2 separate regions of the Mus musculus genome follow, and region 2 is linked to region 1. A link is a contact called in ENCODE Hi-C or POLR2A ChIA-PET data. All regions are on one chromosome and are shown on one strand. Each heading gives the region's core, a stretch centred on a gene start or an enhancer-like site at or near the end of the contact. The rest is flanking DNA. Distances are from core to core; before and after follow the strand shown.

What was found. A loop is a pair of places that touch in the nucleus more often than their neighbours do. ChIA-PET counts read pairs that join two places held with the same protein, here RNA polymerase II (POLR2A).
Region 2: a loop to region 1 is called in a map of heart, with 2.6 times the contacts of the local background. The contact joins two enhancer-like sites. A Hi-C loop is called at or near these places in 3 of 37 maps with a recorded cell type or tissue (Patski and heart). POLR2A ChIA-PET finds 5 or more read pairs at or near these places in 1 of 5 experiments (Patski).

What each region holds. Positions count from the first base shown.
Region 1 is chr1:90,410,638-90,414,499 of GRCm38, reverse strand. All of the region lies in intron 3 of Gm34992 (a long non-coding RNA gene), which reads right to left. Among named protein-coding and RNA genes, the nearest start is that of Gm34992, 75 kb to the right of the region's middle. Within about 2 kb of position 1,784, at least 1 of the 3 ENCODE cell types and tissues checked has a DNase peak (open chromatin) inside an H3K27ac peak, as active enhancers do; it is heart, where a contact is called at or near this core.
Region 2 is chr1:90,589,205-90,593,066 of GRCm38, reverse strand. No RefSeq gene overlaps it. Among named protein-coding and RNA genes, the nearest start is that of Gm35192, 8.3 kb to the right of the region's middle. Within about 2 kb of position 2,091, at least 1 of the 3 ENCODE cell types and tissues checked has a DNase peak (open chromatin) inside an H3K27ac peak, as active enhancers do; it is heart, where a contact is called at or near this core.

The DNA.
Region 1 (3,862 bases), core at 535-3,034:
CATGCTGAGACAAGACAACACAGCTAAGGAGACTGAGAGTGGGAGAGAGGAGGGCACAAGGACAATGGGCAACTCCTATTAGACATTAGTTCAAATCCTATCCTTTGCTCAGTGTGCATTGTGTTGATGCCCATCTTGGTGCTGGGCAAGTGCAGAGGAGTGTGGATCAGGGATAGATGGCAAAGGATCAAACCCCAGCCAGGACAGTGGCAGAGGGGACACACAGATTATGTGTAAAGATAATGACAACCAAGGGTCAGTTTTTCTGAGTTCCTGCCCACAAGCTGGGTTGCTTTGGTCTCTGTGCCTCATTTTGATTCACAGGGAAGAAGCAATATTTTCAAAAGTATGCAACCAATGCTGGAAGAAGCCTGTTCTAACAGGACAGCTCCTGCTCTTCCCAGGCTGGAGTTCCCTAGCCATATAGCCAAGCCAGAATTTTCATGCTTGGACAGAGATGCTTATTGGAGGATCTAAGAAGGAACAGGCTGCCGTGCATCTAACTCATCAGACGACCCACAACTAAGAGGAAACCGAGGAAGAAGCACTTGGTACATCTTGGCTCTGAGAATGGTCCTTGTGATGTGTGAAACTTGTACCAGGCTTCCTCAGCTTCAGAGGGAACCAGGAGTCATTGGCTGATCCTCAGATCATCCAGAATTCAATCGAACATCCTTAATCTAAGCAACAATAACAACAAAAAACCCTGAAATGCTTTAAGCACAGTCATGATGTTCCATGAGTAGAAATTGCCGCAACTACCCTAGGGGGATGGGACAAAGCTAAGGAGCAGATTTACATAATAGAGAGGTTTGAATGAAAATGGACCCCATAGACTTATAGGGAGTGTCACTATTAGGTCTGGCCTTGATGGAGGAAGTGTGTCACTAGGAGGCGGATTTGGAGGTCTCAGATGCTCAAGCCAGGCCCATTGTCATTCTCTTTTCCTGCCGCCTGCCTATCCAGATGTAGAACTCTCAGCTCCCTCTCCAGCACGGTGTCTACCTGCATGCTGCCATGCTTCCCACCATGATATCAACAGACTAAATCTCTGAATCTGCAAACCAGCACCAACTAAATGTTTTTCTTTGTAAGACTTACTGTGGTCATGGTGCCTCTTCATGAAATAAAACTCTATCGAAGACACATATCATACTGAAGTAGCTTCAGGTAAATTGAAATATAAATGGCTTGTTTTTTCACCTGATCCCATCCCTAAGCTGTCTTCCTATCTATATGCAATTTTTAAAAACCTGAAAGCACTCTGGTCCTAAGCAGTCTAGATAAGAGCCCTCCAGCCTATGCTGTCTGTTATTTTCTGATATTTGGAATTCAGCAATCTCTTATTCCCATGACCTTTCTGTGGAGTGATGTGTATTTCCCAAGCAAGATAAGATGAGTGCCCTGCCCAAGAGTGGAACTCTGCAAAGGCATCGGTGTTTTCAGATGATGGAGTTTCCATGGTATTTGCAGCCAGAGCACCAGTAAGGACAACATCACTTCCTGAATAGGACTCTGGGAGAGTGCCGAGCTCCACCTTCAGCAGTTTCCTATAGTGCCCACAGGATGTACCGTGCAGCAGAGCTTATGACCTTTCTGCCCCTTGGGCTGTGAAGGGAAGCAGAGCTCCAGCTAATCTGTCCTTAATCAAATTCCTTGTAGATGAGAATGGGGCGGCAAGGTTGGCTGGGCCATGAGCTCAACGTTGGAAAGGAAATTAATGACTATACTTGATTGAGGTGCTGGCAGAGAGAGGCTTCTAATGAGGCTGCTACTCTGGGACCCCAGTGCCCTTGACATTGGGAGGGACTCACATCAAGCGCCGAGGGAAAAGGGAGTATTAGCTAGCCACTGGCTCGTGCATGCATGCTTGCACAGAGCAGCAGGTAGCTGTCAGGGCTCCTGCGCATTCATTGACAAAGAATCAGATCCCCCACCCTGCAGAATCCTGCTGTGTTCAGAGCAATAGCGATGGCTGTGGCCATTCTGAACCTTATTCTGCTTATTGTCCAAAGACAATGTCTGGCGACAGCATCACCCTTGGCCAGGCCTGTGCCACACACACACACTAAGACACAGCTCACCAGCATGTTCAGGCTTCCTGGAGTTTGAGAACAGCATTACAAACACAGAGGAGGAGCTGGGAAGCTCAATGGGTGAGGGCACTTGCTGCACAAATAGGAGGACCTTGGAACCCAAGTAAATAGCTAGGTGTGGCTGCACATACATATGTGACCCCAGAGCTGTGAGCAGCAGAGGGGCAGTGGGGTATACTGGCTGCCATCTTGGTTCCAGGTTTTGTGAGAGACCCTGTCTCAAAGGAATAAGGAAGAGAGTACAAAGCAGGACACCAACAATTCTCAGTCCTCCTCAGTGTCTGTGTTTCTGTGCACATGAACACAGGCACACACAGGTACATATAACCATAACCACACACACACACACACACACACACACACACACACACACACACACACACACACACACACACACAGAGAGAGAGAGAGAGAGAGAGAGAGAGAGAGAGAGAGAGAGAGAGAGACCACGATGACCTGGAGAGAGCCATGAGCTTCTGATCTCAGCTACTCCAAAGGCCTGAGGGAAGGGATCAGTTGTGCCCAGGAGTTCAAGTCCAGCCCAGGCAACCTAGTGAGACCCTCATCTCAAAAACCCAAAGCAAGCAAAGCCAGAAACACCTACGGGCACAAAAGAGGTGAGCCTACAAGTAGCAGCTGCCAACATGGCCATCCTCAGACCCTGGAGACACATGACCCTACTTGGGCCATTCATCGTATCTTCTCCTTTTTTCAATTTATATTTGGCACATGAGATTTTTCCTCCCAAGAATGTCTCAGTTCATTGGCATGGCCATTCTTAAACTTTTATTTTTACATGGCTCGTGTGAAATGGGTAGATATTTTTAGAAGTGTCCTCTGTTGCCACAAACGGAAGAAAGTGCTGGGCCTTAGAGGCCACTTCTGATCTTATTTTATTGCCCTCCATGTTGGTGAGAAAAATGCGCTTTGAGAAGTCCGGGGGCTCTGTGCCAGGCCTTCAGCCTGTCCATCACTGACCAAGAATGCAATACATCATTCCACTTGGACCCACAGACTCCCCTACCCATTCCTCAGCACCCCCAAAGTCAAGATCTCCAATCCTAATTCATGTTCCTCCTGTGACAAGTGAGCTCCCACCCCCAAGCTTTACTGGACAAGTGCAGGCTTCCTGTGTCACCTTTCTGCTAAGGACAACAGTACAGAAGGATCCTTGTACCTGTCCCAAATCGTAGGCCTGTGAGCTCTTTCCAAAGGCTGGTTCCTCCAGAGATGGCTGTGCCTGCCTCTGCCTTCTGCATACACGGGAGGCACAGGGTCCATTCTCATCCTCTTTTCCATGGTGACGGTGACTCCCAGCTCACCCAGGCTAGGGGAGATGAGTTACAGCGCCCTAAGGCTCCCTCCAAGGCTCCTCCAAATGCCGGGGAGTCCATGCGTTTCTGGAGGTGGTTCCTGAGCTTCTGCCCAAGCATCTTTGTCTAGCGTCTGCTACCAGCCCAGGAGCTGTCAGAGTCTTGGTGTTTCAAAGGCCCTAGAGGTTCTGAGGGCTTGGAAGAACAGGGTATTTGCACAAATAGTCTGTGTTCAACGGCTGGACAACAAAGCAATTTATAGCTTATGTCATGACATAGTCTCTAGGATCCAAGTTTGAGAAAAGTGTCTTGGGTAGTAGAGGAGTCTGGTGGTGTCTGCAGAAGAGTGCAGTGAAGACCCCGGAGCTCAGCCTGGGGTGGAACTAATGGGCCGCACAACTTTTATGCTTATCAGGAGGGCATGGGTTGTTGAAGACTGCAAGACGTGGTTCA
Region 2 (3,862 bases), core at 842-3,341, 180 kb before region 1:
AGGTTGATCCCAGGCTGCCCAGCAGAGGGCGCTCTGCTACCACTGCCGACTTTAACTTAGTGTAGGACTGTTTCCTAGTCTCTAGGTTTTGTTTGTTTTGGTTGGGTTTGACTTGTTTTGGTTTTTGTTTTTTCTCAGCTCAGGATAGTCCATTCCTCGCAGTTACTTTTCAAATAGAAAATTGGAACACCGCTTTCGACAGACACGGACTTTTGTCTGTTTCAGGTTCCCTCTCTGTCCACCCCAATTCTGATGGCTCAAATGCAGTGCACACTGGGTGGAAGGCTAAGTGTGGGCACCAGGGAGCAAATGGAATTCCCAGGCAAGAGGGAAGGGGACGGAGCTTAGGAAACCTCACCTTGAGGGTGCCTCGGTCTCGGAGTTGGGGAGGCCACTTCCTAGTGATCAGAGGCCAGTTTCTGTCGCAAGGAGCTTACAGTTTAAGGCTGATGATCCCATCTGGGAGTAAATGGGGATACTGGGCTCTTTCCAGGCTGGCCATCTTTCACCCCAGCAAGACAGACAAGGTCTCCTCTCCACAAAAGGGAGGTGGCAAGCGCAGCAGTTCCTGGCTCACTGCCTCTCTGATTTGTAGTGGGGACAAAGTCAGGAGTGTCCAGAAGAATGAAGCCTGGGCATAGAGTTCTATTCATCCTGACTCTGACCTCTAAGATTCTGGTCCTTCTTGTATTCACAAAGGTAGAACTACCAGGACCCAAGTCACCCAAAGTGCCTTCAGGCTGTTTATTGCCAGCATGATCTTGTGAGTCTAAGGCTCTCAACATCTTGTGCTGTCTCTGCATCCGTTAGTCCAAGTCAGCAGTGTTGCTGTCGGTGGAACTGTCACATGAATGAGTTCCAGCAAGTAGGAGAACTCAGTGTCTCCAGCTGGGTGAGATAGAGGTGAGGCATAGTGAACTGCTCTGTGAAGCCTCTCTGAGTCTTACTATTTCATAATGGATGCTTGGAGAATTCGTTTTTCTTTCTTTTTTGTTTCTTTTATTTTTGTTTTGTTTGTGTTTTTGTTTTCATTTTTGTTGTGTTTTTTGTTTTTGTTTTGAGATTGAGGATGGGGGTTGGGGGCAGTCATTTTACATGGTAGCCCAGGCTGGCCTAGAACTTACTATATAGTCCAGGCTGGCCTTGAACACATAGCAACCCTTCTGCTTCCGGAGTGCTAGGACTGCAGGCATGGGCCATGATGCCTAGCTGCAAACATATATATTTACCTGACTAGAGAGATCACTGAACAGATTAAAGAGTCCAGAATGGACCCGGGTCCCTATGGAGAGTCAGAATGTAGTGGAAGTGACATTTCAAATGATGAAGCAGTGACCTCCAAGAAACAGCACTGGGCTGTTAAACGGCTCACAGCACACGCAGCAACACCCCAGCCAGTGGGAGAACTGGAGGTGTGCAGATACTAGGGGAAAACTGCACCCAGCACTTCTACAAGAGCCACATTCCATTGTGAGCCCAAATCCAGACATCAGGAAAGGAAAGGCTGATAAGGTTAGACTCACAAAGCCAGAACTGTGCACCATCTGAACTGTGGCCGGTTTCAAGATAAGTTGGTGAAACATGGTTGCGATGTGTGTCAGAGACAGAGCTGATTTCATTCGTGTTTCAATAATTCCTAAATGTGGAGTGGGTGACACTAACTGTCCTGTGTGTGTGTGCGTGCATGCCGTGTGTGTGTGAGTGTGAGCGCGCACGTGTGTGTTTGTAAGAAATGAGGGAGGACAAAAATAAAAACATAGGGATCTGAATCATCTACTGGGCTTCAGAAGGAGGCAGCCGAGCCAGCCAGGAGTCCTTCTCTAGAAGGTGGGAACTAGGGTAGAGCTCTGGTATAACCACACAGGCCTGGTCACACTGTGGACTCGGCAACTGGGCTCTGCATAAAATTTCCTTCACATGGGCTACCAACCCTTGTCCAGAAAGGGGTCCCAGGGAAACAGCTAGGGAAAGTCCAGAAAGGCCTAGTGCAGTAAAACTGTCAGGATGATTCCCAAGCCAAGCTCCCCCCACCCTGTGTTAACACTTCACAAAACTGTCCAGCAGAGAGCGCTCTGCAGAGCAAAGTGAGCAGGCAAGAGTCTAAGCACAAAAGACTCCACCCAGAAATGCACAGAGCTGATAAGTACTTCCCAGCAAAGTGGCAAGTTACAAAAATACACACACACACACACACACACACACACACACACACACACACACACACACACAAATCACTAGGTGTCCCATGGACCAGTGATAAACACACTGAAATAATCCCATTCACAAATTAAAATAGGATAAAGTGTCTGGGCACACAGCTAGCCAGGGGAATGAAAGGAGTCTACACTGAACTGGAGAGAGAAGTTGAGGGAGCCACATGGGAAGGCCTGGCATGCACTTGAATGGAAGGAACGGATCTTGCTGGCAGGGACCATCCTGCCAAATGCAGCCTACGGATCCAGTGCAATCCCAATCGAGTTTCCAGCTCCTTTCTTCACAGACATAGGGGGAAAAAACCTAAAATTGTATAAGGAAGCACAAAAGATCAAGGCAACCAAAGCAACCTGAACACAAAGAAGGCTGTGGAGGGTATTGCTATTCCTGAGCTTAGCTATGCTACAGAGCTATAGTGATAAAAGCGCCTTGGTGCTGGCTGACACAAAATAAAAACAGACATGTAGATCATGGGGATAGAGCTGAGGTCACGGATGTAAGCCCATGCTACTACAGCCCTGACTGTTGAAACGTATTTTATTTGTTATGTGTGTGAGTGTCTCGCCTGCATGTCTGTGTGTACACCACATGTATGCAGTGGCCATAGAGGACAGAAGAGGACATCAGATCCTCTGAACCGGGAGTCACAGATGTATCATTGTGAACTACCATGTGGCATTTGCAAATCGGACCTGGGACCCCTACAAGAGCAGTCAGTGCTCTTAACTACGAAGCTGCCTCCCCAGCCACTGCCACTTTGACAAAGAGAACCAGGGTCCTTCTTAACCAAAGAGAAGAAAAACAGGAAACAGATTAAAGAATGGGAACACACACAGTTTGATAGGAAAAATGGAGGTGAAAAGACCTAAAACCCACTAGGAACATAGACAAAGGCCTGGACAGACAGACCCTCAAAGCACACACTAGGCACAGAAGAGCAGAAACTCTGCTCCATTTGTGGAAGAAAAAAAAAAGGTAAAAAGGTAAAACTGAAATATGACATTTTCTCCACATTTCTTCAAAAGGGTGTCTGTTTAAGCTGGGTGTGTGTGACACAGGAAAAGGAAAGGCAGAAGGATCCTGGGCACTAGTTCGTCCTCAGCTCCTTAGTGAGTTCAAGGCCAGGCAGGACTATGTGAGCCCATACCTTGATCAAACCAGAAAGGAAAGTAGGAAGGTGCTTTTCCTGTGTGTAGGAGCCAGGGAAGGGGCTCCAAGATACACTCCAAGTTCCCCACAACCATGTGACGAATCAGATTCTCTCTGTCCTTAACTTCCACCCCGGTTTTCATTTGAAAACATTTTAAAAGTTGCCTTGACACTTTCCAGGTAAAATCCTGGAATGTGAGAATCAACAACACCCTCCTGTCATTGCTGCAACCACAAACACTCCCAGAATGGGCTCCCAGAGCGCTGGAGGTTGGAGGGATGGAAGGACTTATGGAAAACATGCAGTTCCATGGACCATGCGACCCAGTTTAATTCCTTAGCAAAGCTGTTACTGTGAGTTTATGGACAGAGGAATAAAGGATACTTAGAGAGATACAGACAGGGGAAGCCAACTAGTGCTCCAAGTGTCCTCTGTCCTGTGCTCCAGCACATGCTGCCCCTAGCCTGTGACTTAGAGCTTTTAGTAGGAAGATCACAA